2 separate regions of the Homo sapiens genome follow, and region 2 is linked to region 1. The links are chromatin loops, found by intact Hi-C in ENCODE. Cell type or tissue: heart right ventricle. All regions are shown on one strand. Each heading gives the region's core, and the rest is flanking DNA. Links, peaks and the distances in the headings are about the cores only.

Evidence for each region. Hi-C counts contacts between places; a loop is a spot of excess contacts. Peaks named below come from ENCODE experiments on the same cell type or tissue, not always from the same donor. Only the 100,000 strongest peaks of a DNase experiment are listed, where the experiment ranks them.
Region 2: it touches region 1 in a loop (2.1-fold over the local background); 3 of 110 quality-filtered maps call a loop at or near these places.

The regions. Positions count from the first base shown.
Region 1 is chr3:192,768,710-192,777,638 of GRCh38, forward strand. No RefSeq gene overlaps it. Among named protein-coding and RNA genes, the nearest start is that of FGF12, 46 kb to the left of the region's middle. In heart right ventricle, for the core only: a CTCF peak has its summit at 3,997 (motif pointing left); a DNase peak (open chromatin) is centred at 3,994.
Region 2 is chr3:192,651,171-192,660,099 of GRCh38, forward strand. The region is part of intron 2 of FGF12 (fibroblast growth factor 12); the gene reads right to left. Among named protein-coding and RNA genes, the nearest start is that of FGF12, 72 kb to the right of the region's middle. In heart right ventricle, for the core only: no CTCF peak of the experiment used is centred there; no DNase peak of the experiment used is centred there; H3K27ac peaks cover 4,911 bases.

The DNA.
Region 1 (8,929 bases), core at 2,120-7,119:
AAAGGATAGATATATCTGATGCAATATAGAAGGAAACAGATGTGAGATGTTAGTGGTTCTGAGGACAAGCTAGAGAAAGCACTCACCATCATTTGGGAAATGTTTTTATGGTCCTATAGTGAGGGACTGTGTGGAAGAAACAACGTGACAGTGTGACATGTTTAGCATGTCTTTGATGTGTAATTTGAACTGCATTTATAAAAATCACTTAAAAATTATTTCATTTTAACTGTAGCAGGAGGTAAAATTTTTAATGTTCTTACTTTTCAGGGCTTGGTCTTTTTTTTCCTATGGTAAGTAACAATACTAAGTCAGATTCTGATATTTTCAACCCTTGTTGCTTTCCTGTGTCATAATTAGCACCATGGTTTGTACAGATCTTCAATTGCCTGACTTTCATATGCATGGGGCTTAGGAGAGTGGTATACATTCCCATCAAGAGTTATATCAGGCCTGAGTGATGTCTGGATATCAGCAAAGACATTATTCTTAAAACTAGGAAGAAAAGCAAAAAGAAAAAAAAAGAGGAAAATTCCATATATGTAGATGCATCTAGGCAATAAAGATTTTCATCTTCATTTAACATCAAGTTCTTTGTAATGAATGGGGGATTATAACTCTTGATTGTTTGTCTGCATAATTTATCCCACTTTAATATCAAACTTTAATATTTCTAATATGTCTTAGCAATAATTGTTACCACAATCGATAATTAAACTACTGTTCTGGAAGCCAGTGCAAAAAGGAAATTCAACAGGTTGCTGAGTTCACAGTGGGTGATAAAAGAAATTCATGTCAGATCACACTAAGTCCACCAAGACAGTGAGACATTCAAAACGGTTCCTATCACATGCAATTTGGATATTTAAATAAACAATATCTATAACACTAAAAATGCAGCAGATTTATAATCTTTTCATAAGCCAAATGTTAAAGAAGTAAATCATAAGACCTGAAGGCAGCTCTATAGGAAGCCAAAAAAAAAAAAGTCAAGGCAAGTGTCCTAACTTGTCTCAAAAACTTAGAACATGTTCTTTTTTTTAAGGCAAGTGTCCTAACTTGTCTCAAAAACTTAGAACATGTTCTTTTTTTTAGGCTGGGGTGCAGTGGTGAATGTGCACATCATGGTACTTTACAGTAAGCAATAATATTTGCATGACAGAAAATAGAAGGTTATTTTGGACACTCCATAAATCCTCTGGTGAAAAAAGTTTGCTTTTCTTTTTAATATATAATTATAAGTAAAATAAAACATTAGGAAAAATATTAAATATTAGACATGATAGAATTTCTAAATAAAATATTTTCAAAAATTTGTGGCTGGGCATGGTGGCTCATGCCTGTAATCCCAGCACTTTGGGAGGCACAGCTGGGAGGATCACTTGAGGCCAGGGGTTTGACACTAGCCTGGGCAACATCGTGAGATCCCATTTCTGCAAAATAAAAAAAATTATAAAAAAATTGATAAGAAAGTTAAAGTTTTGTCAATGAGCATAAAATTTTTAATTCAGATTTTATGATTCACATAAAATTCCTGACAAGACTTTCTAATGATGAGCTCTCGAAATTCCTGATAGTCATCACTGATGAGAAACCATTCCCAAAAGTAGGTGATAAAGCCACATTTTTATAATCATCTAAATATTTAAAATACAGATGCCCCTCGACTTATAATGGGGCTACATCCTGATAAACGCATCATAGGTCAAAAATAACAAAAATGCACTTAGTACCCCTATACAGCTATCATGAAGTTGAAGAATCATGTTGAAACATTGTAAGTCAGGGACTATTTGTAGTTCAAATTACATTTAAAGAATCTAACAACTTTTCCTAACTTTCATTAACAAATGAAATAGTACATTTTCCTAAGATTTGTAAGTGGGTTTGAATGCAAAACATTTTTTATATTAAGTATTTCAAAACGGTGATAATACCTTAACTTGCATTGTCTGAACATATTCTGCAAATGGTACTTGCATTGTTATAGCAGTCACACTGGAGGTAGCTCAGACTCCAGTAAAAGGGTAAATCAGTCACAAAAAAGTATCAGATATTAGGGCTGATGGGTTTGAGAACTCTACCACAAGAGCCCCACAGTCAGCCTCCTACAAACCCTAACTGGCTGCACTTTGGATATTCTGCCATGCCTTTTGATCAATTGGAATATGAATGTCTTCACCATTGCATACCTCTTGTCTAAAATTGGCAGAAGCACTCAGCAATTGGCAGCTGAGGGAGAAATCCAGGTGGAGGAACATCTCCTTGAACAAGACCTCAGAGCTGCCAAAGCAGAGAATGGGAGTTTTCATTCTTCAAAATTTGTGGGTACCATGGAACATACCCTCAGATTCTTCTCTAATCATGCTGCCTTCTAAGGAGTCTCAGACGAGACTATTTATGACCTGAGGTAAGTGGCTTAGGAGCCCTATTTGAAGGAGAGCCTGCTTGCCACTCCAAGCACAGAATTGTTCAGTTTCTCAAAGTACAAGCATTAGACTGTACAATAGCACATTGGTTGGAAAACTTTGCTTTAGGGAATACAGTGACTTGTCAGCACATCTCTATAACTTTCTTTCACAAGTATCATTGGTCTCAAATTTGTTTAGGCAAGAGCCAGAGCAGCAAACTCAGGGATAATAATCCTCATAAACGCCTTTGGTTTCATATAGTCCAATCAATTGGTTAACGGGTTCATCTAATTATTATTGACTATCTATTCTGTGCCAGACACTAATGTTAGTCTAAAAATGTTTCAAGTTGAATTGGGAAGAGGTTCTGGGGTCCTTTCCTTAGGCACTGGAAGTCTGGGGTCCTAACTCAAGAATAAAACAATGTTACTACCCCTGCCCCACATCACATCAAATATTAGACAAGCTAATCAGTGATAAACTGCACTAATTTTTTCATAGCATATGTGCTACCGCTCCCCTAATTGATTTGTAAGGTTTATGCTTTTCTGGGTATTTTTTGATTCATTGAGGCTGAGTGAAGGGAAAGGATCAAGGTGCCAAGATGCCTAAAAATTCTGGATCCTTTAGAATTTAAGTCCAGAGGGTCTGGAGATGCCTAGAGCTCACGAAGAGGACCCAAGGAGAACGATGAGCAAAGGTTAAATGATACGTTGACATTTTTTATCTTTCCGGTAAAGTCCCTTCTCCCTATCCCATGTCCTTATCTTGCGATGTTGTAGCGGAGTAAGGGCTCATATTTCATATCTCCCTTGGGGATTTCTGGTTTTAACCAAACAATAAAACTTCTCAATTTTCTGCAAAACAAAATATTCTTCATTCTCTTAAGGAAGAACCCCAAAGAGCCGTGGAAATAAGGAGTATTGATGAAGAGGGCTTATGGACTTTGTCCTCAGAGTATATTAAAAGAGATATTTTCTTAGAGGGGAGAGGCACAGTTGGCAAAGTTGACTGCCTTGTCTTCCCCACTTCCACACAGGGACGTTATGTTACAGCTCAGCTGAACAGCTCACCATTCCCAAGGCGTGCAGTATATACCCTAATGTCTCCCTGTTCTTTCTCTGGCAAGTCATTCTCTAAGACCTGCCATGAATGTCATCCACATATGAAGTCCTCCCCATTGCCACCTCCACCATCTGTCACCTCCCCACTCCTACAGTCCCTGTTTTGGAATTCCCACAGCACCTGTTGCTTATCTTCATTGCACTTAGTTCATGGCACTTGTTTATATGTCTCAATATTACACTGGGCAGAGACCTCATTACAACACTCAAGGATCTGTCCCAAATTAAGGACTGAGGAAACATTTGATGAGAAAGCAAATATTACTTTCTCTTTGTATTTAACTTTCAGCTCACATCTGCCTCCAGAACATAGCTGTATACATTTTTATCTTTTCTTGATCCTAACACTTCCACTCTTGTCTTCTGGTCTTCCTCTCAGTCTGGAGCTTCCCTCAATTCCAGGACTTCTCTGACTCCTCAGTAACTGCCAAGTAGACAGCAACTGCTGCTCTGCTGCCCCCAAGAGGACCGTGGCCAACACAGACATTGTGCGGTTGGTGATATCATAAACCTCACCAGAGAAGCATTCAGGCAGTAATACATGAACCTAGGAGAACAGAATGATGTTTGTCTCTGGGAACAGTTGTAGGCGATGGATATAATAGTAGGTTAAGGATATAATAGACGGTTAAGGGTTGAAACCGTCTCTGCTCATGGATTTAATCTCTAAGCCTCTCAGACTCTGTAGAAGGTATTGAAATAAATTAACATCCATTTGGGCTTCCTTACTATCTGGACATTTCCCTTCTGGTTAGTCTTCAACATTTTCAAATAATTTCTCCAAATGCTTGATCAAGAAGCATAAATGAGAAAACACTAGATTAGTCTTTCAGTCTTCCTAAGACATTTATTTCTTTTTCTTTTCCTGTTAGCCTAGGAAAGCACAATGAATTTATATAGAAGAATTTTAATTGTTTATCCTTTCTAAAAATGTTCTCCACCAGACAATGCCTATAAAGTGCTCTCAAAGTCTCTAATGAAAGGAACTACTGTACAATGCAAAAGATTTTCTATATTACTATTATAGGGACTAGGTGCTTTAAATAAATATCTTTTAATAACTGTTACAGAAGGAACAAAAACCAAGGAATAGAATAGAGAGTAGAAACATTTATATGTCACCAGAAATTCACAATAAAAACTACAGAGAAATACATAGCATAAGTTTTTATAATATTTGAAATTCCATACCTGGGAAAAGGTTTACTCCTAAATTTGATATCTAAATTTTGAACAAGTGGCAGTCACTGAAGAAAACATATGTAGAAGAAGAACATATTCTGAAATCATAGGTAAAATCCAAGATTATGTTATGTTCTACTACAATAAGAATATTAGAAAATCAGAACTCATATTACCTCTTGTCCCCAAAGGATACCATTTTTAATAAAACTACATTTTACTGAACTGACATCAGAGATCATGCTTGAAATAAGAAATAATAATAATATTATTCTGAACATCTGAACACTTCACACATCTCCTTCATTGAAACATTGTCATATCTTGGAGAGGAAAATCCACGAAATTTTAAAATGAAAAGAGTTTGTCTGGCCACATTAATACAAGCTACTGTAGGAATAAAATAGGAAGTAAGAATCAAAATATTTAGCCAATGAAAAGGATCTACCAAAATAGCAATCACAAAGTCAAAGAAACTGTAACAAAACACTCCAGTGTGAATTCAAAATAATCAAACAAGAATTTGGAGGTATGAGAAAGTATTTCAAATTAGGAATTTTAAAACACAGAAGAGAAATATGCAAAGAAACAGGATAATTGTGAAACAAAAATGAAATGAGCCTAGAAAATACTGGAAAAGACAAAATCATTTCATAATAAACAGTATATTAGAAAGAGCCCAAAGGAAAAGATTTAGCTAAAAACATGATAAGAATATGGCAACTGGACAATTAGTGATACGGTTTGGCTGCGTCTCCACCCAAATCTCAACTTGAATTGTATCTCCCAGAATTCCCACATGTTGTTGGAAGGACCAAGGGGAAGGTAATTGAATCTTGGGGGCTGGTTTTTCCTGTGCTATTTTCGTGACAGTGAATAAGTCTCATGAGATCAGATGGTTTATTATGGGTTTCCGCTTTTGCTTCCTGCTCATTTTCTCTTGCTGCTGTCATGTAAGAAGTGCCTTTCACCTGCCACCATGATTCTGAGGCCTCCACAGCCATGTGGAACTGTAAGTCCAATTAAACCTCTTTTTCTTTCCAGTCTTGGGTATGTCTTTATCAGGAGTGTGAAAATGGACCAAATACAGTAAATTGGTACCAGAAGTGGGGTGTTGCTGAAAATATACCCGAAAATGTGAAAGCAACTTTGGAACTGGGTAACGGGCCAACATTGGAACAGTTTGGAGGGCTCAGAAGAAGACAGGAAAATGTGGGAACGTTTGGAACCTCCTAGAGACTTATTGAATGGCTTTAACAAAAATGCTGATAGTGATATGAACAATAAGGTCCAGGCTGAGGTGGTCTCAGATGGAGATGAGGAACTTGTTGGGAACTGGAGCAGAGGTGACTCTTGTTATCTTTTAGCAAAGAGACTGGGAGCATTTTGCCCCTGCCCTAGAGATTTGTGGAACTTTGAACTTGAGAGAGATTATTTAGGATATCTGGTGGAAGAAATTTCTAAGCAGCAAATCATTCAAAAGGTGACTTAGGTGCTGTAAAGCATTCAGTTTTAAAAGGAAAACAGAGCAAAAAAGAAAAACCTATTTCTTGAGGAGAAATTCAAGATGGCTGCAGAAATTTCATAAGTAGCAAAGAGCCTAATGTTAATCCCCAAGACCATGGGGAAAATGTCTCCAGGCCATGTCAGAGACCTTCATGGCAGCCCCTTCCATCACACGCCTGGAGGCCCAGTAGGAAAAAGTGGTTTTGTGGGCTGGGCCCAGGGTCCCCGTCTTGTGTGCAATCTAGGGACTTGGTGCCCTGTGTCCCAGCTGCTTTAGCCATGGCTGAAAGGGGTCAATGTGGAGCTTGGGCTGTGGCTTCAGTTGGTGGAAGCCCCAAGCCTTGGCAACTTCCATGTTGCATTGAGCCTGCAGGTGCACAGAAGTCAAAAATTGAGGTTTGGGAACGTCCACCTAGACTTCAGAAGATGCATGGAAATGCCTGGATGCCCAGGCAAAAGTTTACTGCAGGAGCAGGGCCCTCATGGAGAACTTCTGCTAGGGCAATGTGGAAGGGAAATGTGGGGTTGGAGCCCCCACACAGAGTCCCTACTTGGGCACTGCCTAGTGGAGGTGTGAGAAGAAAGCCTTTACCCTCCAACTCCCAGAACGGTAGACCCACTGACAGCTTGCACCATGCACCTGGAAAAGCTGCAGACACTCAACACTAGCTCATGAAAATAGCCAGGAGCCACAGGGGTGGAGCTGCCAAAGACCATGGGAATGCACCTTTTGCATCAGCGTAACCTGGATGTGAGACCTGGAGTCAGAGGAGATCATTTTGGAGCTTTAACATTTGACTGCCCTGCTGGATTTTGGACTTCCATGGGCCCTGTAACCCCTTTGTTTTGGCAAATTTCTCCCATTTGGAATGGTTGTGTTTACCCAATACCTGTACCCCCATTGCATCTAGGAAGTAATTAGCTTGCTTTTGGTTTTATAGGCTCATAGGCAGGAGGGACTTGCCTTGTCTCAGATGACACTTTGGACTGTGGACTTTTGGGTTAATGCTGAAATGAGTTAAGACTTTGGGGGACTGTTGGGAAGGCGTGATTGGTTTTGAAATGTGAGGATATGATATTTGGAGGGGCCAGGAACAGAATGATATGGTTTGGCTGTGTCCCTACCCAAATCTCAACTTGAATTATGTCTCCCAGAATTCTCACATGTTGGGGGAGGGACCCAGGGGGAGGTAATTGAATCATGGGGGCCAGTTTTTCCTGTACTATTCTCATGATAGTGAATAAGTCTCATGAGATCTGATGGGTTTATCATGGGTTTCCACTTTTGCTTCATCCTTATTTTCTCTTGCCACTACCATGTAAGAAGTGCCTTTCATCTCCCACCATGATTCTGAGACCTCTCCAGCCATGTGGAACTGTAAGTCCAATTAAATATCTTTTTCTTCCCTGTCTCAAGTATGTCTTCATCAGCAGCATCAAAATGGACTAACACAATTAGATTTTTTTAAAAACATGAAAAAATTAGCTGGGCATATTGGCTCATGCCTGTAATCCCAGCTACTTGGGAGGCTGAGGCAGGAGAATCACTTGAACCCAGGTTGCAATGAGCTGAGATCACACCATGCACTCTAGCCTGGGTGACAGAGTGAGACTCCATCTCAAAAAGAAAATTTTATATATATATATATACATATATATATACACACATATATATGTATTTATATATGTATGTATATATGTATATATATGTATATATGTATATATATGTATATATATATGAACAGTATCATTAAAAAGTCTAATATCTTTTAAGTCTAATAAAATTTGTGCAACATTTCTAACTTAAAACTATAAAATATATCTGAAAGAAATTAAAGACGACCTTATAAATGAAGAACTAGACTATGTTCATAGATTGGAAGATAAAATTTCCCAATTGTAATTGGAAGATTGCATCTTTTGATTGCATCTTTTCTACAAATTATTAAATGTTCCACTCCCCAAGTTAATCTATAGATTTAACACCATCACAATCAGTGCTGGCATGCTTTGTGTATCTGTGAATATTGATAAAAACTGATTCTGAAATTTATATGAACACACACACAAAACCTACAATAGCCAAGACTGTCTTGAGAAAGGACTTACACCCCTAGAGTTCAGGACTTTAAAGACACAGTAATTAAAAGTGTGGCATTGACATAAGCAGAGAGACATTAAACATAAAACACAATAAAGTGTTCATGAGTGTGTGTGTTTGTGTGTATGTTTGTGTGTGGTCATTTAGTTTTTAACAAAGGTACCTCAGCAATTCAGAGAGGATAAGATGATCTTTTAATAAATTGTACTAGGTCAATTGGACATCCATATAGAAAAGAAAAACAACCTTAATCCCAAACCTCACATCATACAAAAATTTAATTTAAGGTAGATTATAATAAAAATTTAACTTAAGATAGATTATAAATCTAAATAGTAAAAGGTAAAACAATAAAGCTTTTAGAAAAAACAAACGAGAATAATTTCAAGACATATTTGTCAGGTAAAGAAATTTTAACAGAACACAAGTAACAATTATCATAAAAGACGAGAGAACTTGTGGCCTTTTTTTTTTTTTTTTGAGATGGAGTCTCGCTCTGTCGCCCAGGCTGGAGTGCAGTGGCACGATCTCGGCTTACTGCAAGCTCCACCTCCCGAATGCACGCCATTCTCCTACCCCCATTGTATCTAGGAAGTAACTAGCTT
Region 2 (8,929 bases), core at 1,606-6,605, 120 kb before region 1:
AACCTTAGTCCCAGGACTGATGAGCAAACAGAACATTGACCTTCTCAGACTAACCGACATTTGTTGAAGCCTTCAGAGTGGGATATTCAGGTGGGGTGAATTGGGTACAAACCAGTCATATGAACCTGGACAGGGGACTTCTTTCTGAACTGCAGCTCCTCTTCTGTAAAATTAGGGGCCTAGATGATATACCCTAGAGTCTTCCAGGTCTCACACCCTGTCAAGCTATGGATTGTTTCAAATTATAATAAATGACGAGGGAGGTTAAGTGATATTTACTGGTATATGGCAAATAAGAGGCCTGCTTCTCAATTCAACAATCTCATTTTTCCCCTCGCCTTTGAAGACAAAAAATAAAAAATAAAACAAATTAAAAACAAAAATAAGATGCTTTTCTTATATGCAACACATTTAAAATGGGTGGACAAATAAAGCATTTATTCTAGTTCATTATAGAAAATATATTGAAACCACTGTCACTTTGGGTCATTGTAGAAGATGTACATACTTTTGTTATACATGGAAATATTAAGCAACTAACATATTCATATTTATATAGGATTTACAGTTTTCCAAAACACTCATGTGTAATGCCTTGTTTAATCTTTGAAACACCGCTGAGAGTTAGGACCCTTTGATTTAGACAGAGGATGGGACAGAGAGGTTCAGTGTACTGCGTGAGGTCCAGCAACTAATAAATGTAGAGCTAAGCTTCAATTGTCAGTCTCTAGATTCAATTCAGCTTCATTCTGTTATCAATGCAACCCCTCCCTCCAGTCATATTATTCATGCAGAGGATGTGGCTAAGTGAGAAGAGAAGAGATTGGAAGGCTCATTTATTTATTCAAAAACTATTTGCCAGGCACCTACTCTATGCCAGACACTCTGCTAGATGCCAGGGAATATCAAACCTCACACGATCCCTGCCCTTCTGGACTTCTAGATCTTACACTTCCAGGAGAGATTAAAGTGGATAAAACGAATTGTATGCCATGGGCACATGTTACAAGTGGGACATAAAGATATAAGCAAGGAACTATGGGAACCCATTGAACAATTCATCATGTTCATGAGAATCAGAGACAGCCTCTGGCATTTAGCTAGGCCTTGAAGAGGGAGGAGTATTTCAATAGGGAGCATAGCAAGGGAAGGCGTGCCAACATGGAAAGAAGAGCAGGAATGACAGCCCGGATGGATGAGAGTGCAAAGCTCACCCAGGAAGGTAGTTCTTTTGGCCTGTATGGCAGGAGAAAGACTGAGTGGGCATCGTTTTGTTCAGAGAAAGCCAGACCAGCCCTGAGGCAGCAAAGTAAAATATCCTCTCTATGTTTTTCATTCTCCAAGCTTTGCCACAGAGGATGTTTACTTGCTCTTGGCTTCGGAATATCCTTAAGAACGGTTCTCAAAGTGTGGTGCCCAAATCAACAGCCTTGGTATTATCTGGTAACTTGTGAGAAATACAAATTCTCAGGCTAGTGTCACAAATTTACCAAATCATAAACTCTGAGGGTAGGGCCCAGAAGTCTGTGTTTTAGCAAGTACTCCAGGAGACTGTGATGTTCACTCAAATTTGAGAATCACTGCTTTGAAGGACTTCCGCCCATTTGAATATCCTTATACCAAAAAACGTCAGTTCTAACCCAGAATTACCAACACACTCCTGAAATCTACAGGCTAACTTTGTATGCTCATGTAAGAGAAGCTTGCAAGATGGACTGTTTGGGAATAAACTAGGAATTTATGCTGAGGTGGTGAGTCATCACTTTTTAGGGCTACTGAAAGGGAGACTTAAGCACCCATTGTTAATTTGAGTAGATGCCATCTGTGGCCCTACTCTCCTTGGAATAAACTTCTGTTGTGACACAGAACTTACTGTTAGCCTTCTGTAACATCATATTTCGAATGGTGCACTAATAGAAATTGTGAAATGCTCTTTAGGGAACACCTATGTCATATTTAAGCATGACAGTTACAGAAGAGACGGTGGGCATATCCATTTCTCTGCAGTCTTTGGGTTTGGCTTAAAACTGGTTGTAATTCAGTTTGATAAATGATCACCAAGCTCTCTTTATGTCATCACTGTAACTAGGCTAGGAGTGGTGACGAGAAATAAGTCATAGCTCTTGTTTTTGAGGCATTCAGTCCATTTCTTTAGAATAATCAAAAAATCTCACTTTTCCCAAATCATCCCCAGGAGTTTCTCTGGTCCCTACATTTTGGTTTCTTCCTGGAATGCTCAGCCAGCCTCGCTTTCTGTGCCCATCAAAATCTGTCAAAGCCATGCTCCAACGCCACCAGTTTTCCTCAACTAGATATGATCTCCTTTTAAACAATGCAGGCCAAATAATTATTTTTCTCTTACAGAGTTTTGTAGCCTTCTGAGAACGCAGTACAGATCTATAATATTAAAAATATCCAAATTAGTTCCTGTATGTCCTGTATAAAAACCTTGAAGCAAATAATTTCTAATTAAAAATACAACAGATCAAATTTTCATTAAACCAAAATAAATAAATAAAACTCTTTCAATATATATTCCTCATTTGAGGCTTTTTTTTTTTTGAGACGGAATCATGCTCTATCGCCCAGGCTGGAGTGCAGTGGCGCTATCTCAGCTCACTGCAACCTCCGCCTCCCCAGTTCAAGTGATTCTCCTGCCTCAGCCTCCTGAGTAGCTGGGATTACAGGTGCAAGCCACCATGCATGGCTAATTTTTGTGTATGGGTTTATTTTTCAGTAGAGACGGGGTTTCACCATGTTGGTCTGGCTGGTCTAGAACTCCTGACCTCAGTTGATCTACCTGCCTTGGCCTCCCAAAATGCTGGGATTACAGGCATGAGCCACAGCACCTGGCCTCATTTGAAGCTTCTTAAGGTGAGTGTGCCACTCAGACTTCACAAATATTTAATGTTGCCTAACAAGTATGTGAAGGATTTCAGGATTTTGCCACTGTATAAACAAATAAATAATAAAGTTACTTAAGAATTTTAGGCTTGGAAGTAGGCACAAAGGAAGCTAGTGTTTTGTGGAAGTTTGGAGGCCAAGTAGGAGGGCTGGGAATAAACTATAGGTTATCTGGCTGTGCTTCCCAGGTCCTTCCTAATTAGCATTAATGGGTAATACATAGTTGCAGTGTCACACAGGACAGCAGAATTTTTTTGAGATAATTGATTGCTACTAGAAATTTTTGAGAAATAGAGTTTATCTGTTGCCAAGAATGGCTAAAATCTGATCTGGATCTAAATGATAAAAAAAATAAATAATCTCCATATCAGCAACCCAATAGCACTTTGAATTTACATATGATTTTCTACAAGATATTTTATTTAAGCATAACAATAGCTCTGTCCTACTCTGGTATCTTGCCACAGATGGGCATTCAATGTATCTTTAAGAAGGGACACAACAAATGATAGCCGAGTTAAGGATTAGTCCCATTTTATAGATGAAAAGCAGAGGCTTACAGTGATTGAGGAAAAGTGACAGAGTCAGAAATGTTCAACGTGAAGCAGAAGAGAGGCTTCTTGAACGTAGTCCGTTCCTTTCCCCACACCACCCTGCATCACAGTTTGACAGACCTGTGTACCACTCCTTCCCTTACATGTAGAAACTGGTTATGGTTTTCGTATATTCAACAGAAAGAGTGTCCTCATGATATTTCTCTGATAAATGCTAGCTATGTATAGAAACCCACAGCTAATCAGCCACTTCTGACAGATCAGTGTGAAAAAAAAAATAGTCAACTAGATTGATGGACCACATTTTTTACTTTTCAGAGGAATGTGACAGTTTTCCCCCTCATTCCTTGGAGCAATGATAAAGAATCCTTCCAATTCTGTATTTGAGCACAAGGAACAAATTTTAGGAGTAATAACTCAATATTAATATAGTAAATTTTGCTGTATAGATTATGAAACATCTTCTTAAAGTCCTATTTTGTATATGGTGTATAAAACATCGATGACATAAATTCCACTCAAAATTCTCTGTGTGCAGAGACATCTGCTGCCTGGCCAATATCTATTCTCACTTCCTCCTTATTAACACAATCTCTGTATTGTTGATAGCAACAATGTGCCCAGCTACATATCCTAGCCACCCTTGTAGATAGGTGTTAAAATTTAAACAATTTTAAGAGGGACTTCAGAGAAGCAGAAAGCATTCCATTGACAGGCCTTTCTTTTTTTCTACATCTCTATTTCTAAAACTCAGATGTGATGGTTGGAGCTGCAATAGACAGACAGACATCTTTAGACCATGACTTGACCTTGAGGATGGAAGCTACAGAATAGGAACGCAGAATAGAAGGATTGAGAAAAACTGAGAGGCTGATGAAATCACAACATCACCATACCAGCCTCTTGACTTCTACATCAAGGGAAAATTAATTCTATTTAGTTTACAAGTATTACTTAGATTTCTGTTACTAGTTGACCCATTTAATCATAACTGATGAGTCCCCCAAAATATAAGTAAAATAAAGAGCTAGAAAATTTTGATTAGGACTATATTTTGAAATTAAAGAGCTACTGAGTAATAGATGGACGAGTGTCCCATGCTAATATGGCCTAGAAGAAGAAGATGATTTTCCCTAAATAAGGCAACCAGAAATGAACGTTATCAGGAGTCTGAGTCATGCCAGAAAGAAGATGATGATGTTTGCAAACCCGCATAATGATGCAATAGAGATGGGGGAATGGGAAGAGGTGAACACAAGCATGAGGATTTTAGAGCGAAAGGTCAGTGAAGCCATAGGAAAAGAAGCTGTTTGGGACTGGAGGGGAAGAATAACTAGCACTCCAGACACATGGGCCGAGAAAAGAAACGTTACATGCCAGAAAAGAAATTCCCTCATCCAGGAGGTTCAGGCAAAAAAAAAAAAAAAAAAAAAATTCTTTTCCTTGCAGTACCTAGCACAGGACTTTTTAGAAGGGTATGCACTCAATAAATGTATGTTAATTAATGTACAGCCATCCAAAAAATCAGTGACGGAAGCTCACCTGGGAAGCCTTACTCTCAAAATACTGGATAAAACACACTGTTTCATCCCAATCCTTTCTTAGTATCCTTTAACTGTCACTAAACAACACCTAAATTATAAGGTGAAAAGACACACACACACACACACACACACACACACACACACACACAGAGAGAGAATTATAGTAAAGCAGATACATGTAGTCAAAGCCTCATAGCACAAAAGGAATGAGAATTTAAACACACTCAGCATTCACTTGTGACCACTATTTAAAACTTCATGCTCCATATTTACACATTTGTTTCTCTAGTGCAGTGGTTCTCAGCCGGGGTGATCTGGCCCCCAGGGACATTGAGCAATGCCTATATCTCTGATTGTTATAACTGGGGTGGGAGGAGGGGTGCTACTGGCATCCAGTGGGTAGAGGCCAGGGATGCTGTTAACCAACCATCCTGCAATGCACAGGACAGCCTCCCACCTCCAAACCAAAGACTTAAGCCATACATATCCAGTAACAATGCCAGCTACTTCAAGATTATGGCATACTCTCTCCAATGTTGACAGTCTTTTAGTTCATGTAATATTTTTCAGAGTACCCAACAAGAAAACACCTAGCAGTGTAGGCTCATGAAAATGTAATGTGTGGTCTGTAATCCTTGACGCGACCTGGCTTCCAATGTATTTTTTGTTCACAGGAAGCTTGAAATGCATAATAGCCACAATTATTAAATATATACTAATTGGCAAGTACAATGTGAAAAACTTTACAAAGATAAATCTTGGTGAATCTACAGAACATTACTGAGGGATAGGTATTAGTATAAAGTCTCACGGCCAAGGTCACAGCACTTATAAACAACAGAGGTCCCCAGTACATATCAACAATGGGAAGGTTAATATGTAATCATACAATGGTTGCTATTCTGGATATCTATGTTCTCTGCTGAGTTGAGGTTTTTTTTTTCCTTTACATTCATAAAGACAATAACTTTCTTGCACAGAATGCTTCCTGAAATGTACTGTACATTTCTGAACTTTATTTGATATAACGTATTGAACATAATTTAATCTTCCCTTAACATGTCAGGGCGGTTATGATGAATATCCACATTGTTCTGTATTAGAGCAAATGAAATATTCAGGGCTTCCTGTCACTTCACTAGATAGTCCCAATGCTTTTAGAGTTTTTCTGTCTGATTTTTATCATTTTTCTTTGTCTGCCTTTCTGGCAGAGTTGGAACTGCCTCTTTTTAACTAGAGAGAACTATTAAAAAAAAAAAACAGAGAACTATTAGAACTGTAAAACAAGCTCCTAAAAGAACCTCCCATAGTGTAGGGGGAGAGGGGAGGGAGGTGAGAAGGAAGAAGAGCTGAGACTATACAAGCTTCTGGGTATCAATTTTATCTGCACCAAATTCCTTTTGGCTTTATTTCTTGGTTTACAACTGAGTTCCAACTACCTGAATTTGTTAAATCTATGAGATTCGGACTCATGTGGTCTTAAAATACAGGTAGTAGACATTTTAATCATAATTTTTAAAATCCTACATTTGGCTATAGTATAATGGGATCTTATGTATCTACCAAGCTATGCATGTCCACTAACACTTAAACCCAAATTTATCAATAAAACCATATTTCCTAGACATTTCCAAACAATAATTTTAGTTTTCAAACATGCAGCTCCCATTTTTAAATTGCCAAAAGATCAAAACACTAATAAAATTTTCAGAAGTAATAAGTGTGGCAAGATAATATGAAGTTTTAAAGGCTTTTTTACTCTGGGCTAAACTATATTTCTGCAATGAGTACCACGAGACTATTTGGGTTTTTTTTTTCACTCTATCATTGCTCTTTTGGAAAACAGAAAGGACCTTTATCAGCACTTTGCAATTGCAGATAAAAAACAGTACACTGACAGAGACGCTGTGAAGTTTAACTAGGACAAAAATACAATAGGACACATCAGTGATTCTTGAAAAATCACAGAAAAACCATGGTAAATGTGCTACATAATCAATCAGTCCACTGTTTAAAAAATTACATTGAAATAGATTTTCTATATAGTTTTATACAAACAAAATAGGTGGTAAACCGGACCCATGCCTTAGCAGGCTGAAAGCTGATACTGAACCTGCCAGTGGTCAGGTACCCAGAACTTGGCATATCAGACTGCTGCATTGCTTCTGTAGCTCATCACTTGCCTCTTTCAACTCAAGATCAGCTGCTGGCTTGTGAGAACGTTCCCTTGGGTACCTAAATGCTGCTACCAGCAGTTTTATTACTTCTGCCATGACTTTCTGAAGCTGAGCAAGCTGCAGCCTCTGCACGAAGATCCTCATGGAGAGCAGAGCAACGCAGAGTTTGGAGCGTGCTAACCAGTAAACAAAGTTTTAGGGTGCATTAGCTTTACCCTAGAAAGCAGGGCACTTGGCTTATTTTGAAATAATAGGTTAGCTTGAGAATAAATAAAAATTCTGCTTTTCTTTTAAATCATAGTTTTGCATAACTTAGGTTTTCAATGAAAATAATTTATTTGTCCAGTGCAATAATTAGTATGAAATTACCACTGCACTTAAGATTTTTAAAAAACCTCATTTGCTACATATCAAAATAGTTATCCCATTAGAAGCTGAAGACAGAGTGCCTGAAAAGGTGACTGAGTTTTTCTCTGGAAATTTTATAGGCTTTCCATTTGTTCTAAAAAACAAACAAACAAACAAAAAACCATAATTTGATATATTCTAGAAACCCAGGTGCCAGGCCCTTTGCAAAGTACACAGGATTCAAAGGTAAGTCATACATGGCCCCTGCCTTCCAGGGTTAGTGGTCCGGCCAGGACGCCAAGCTGCTTCCCTATGTGCCTTGAGTGGATCATGGGACAGGACAAATCAGGCTTGAAAGTCATCCCAAAACTGATGGTTTCAGCTGCTGATGCTAGATTTCCACGGATAGGAAAACATGAGCTCAACAATGGACATCATCTATTCTAAAATGATCCCAGAAAATTATAACTACTGAGGGTAAGTTTGTAGCAATACATTAGTGTGACATCATAAAAATAAAGTGTTGATACATCTTATGGCATTTCTTCTCCCTACATCCCATTAAAATACACAAAAACAAAAAATATGACCTGACAGAACTATAGCAATGAAAACTAAACTGATAATATCTAACAACAGTTTTTCAGCACCCAGGAGAAATCAGTACTCATCTGTATAAGATGAGCATGTGGCCTCATCCCCAGCTGATGTGTATATACAGGGCTAGAAAAGTAGCAGAAACCATCAGTCGCTCCCACTGTGTAGCTCCCTCTCCAACCTGCAGAAATCAGAAATCTTACATCCCCCTTCCCACATATATTACAATAAGAAAATACAATAAGGAAATGGTTAACTAAGCCATCTAGGATGATTTTCTCTCTCCCATGACATTTGCTTTTTCCCTAAAGCAGCATTAGTGGATTACCCTTATAGAAAAAGTTGAAGACTGTAATTCCCAGTGGTACAGAAATTCCAAGTAGGGTCAAATGGTATTTCTAGTTCTAGATCGTTGAGGAATCGCCACACTGACTTCCACAATGGTTGAACTAGTTTACAGTCCCACCAACAGTGTAAAAGTGTTCCTATTTCTCCACATCCTCTCCAGTACCTGTTGTTTCCTGACTTTTTAATGATGCCATTCTAACTGGTGTGAGATGGTATCTCATTGTGGTTTTGATTTGCATTTCTCTGATGGCCAGTGATGACGAGCATTTTTTCATGTGTCTTTTGGCTGCATAAATGTCTCCTCTTGAGAAATATCTGTTCATATCCTTCATGATTTATAATCCTTTGGGTATATATCCATTACTGGGTATATACCCAAAGGATTATAAATCATGCTGCTATAAAGACACACACACACGTATGTTTATTGTGGCACTATTCACAATAGCAAAGACTT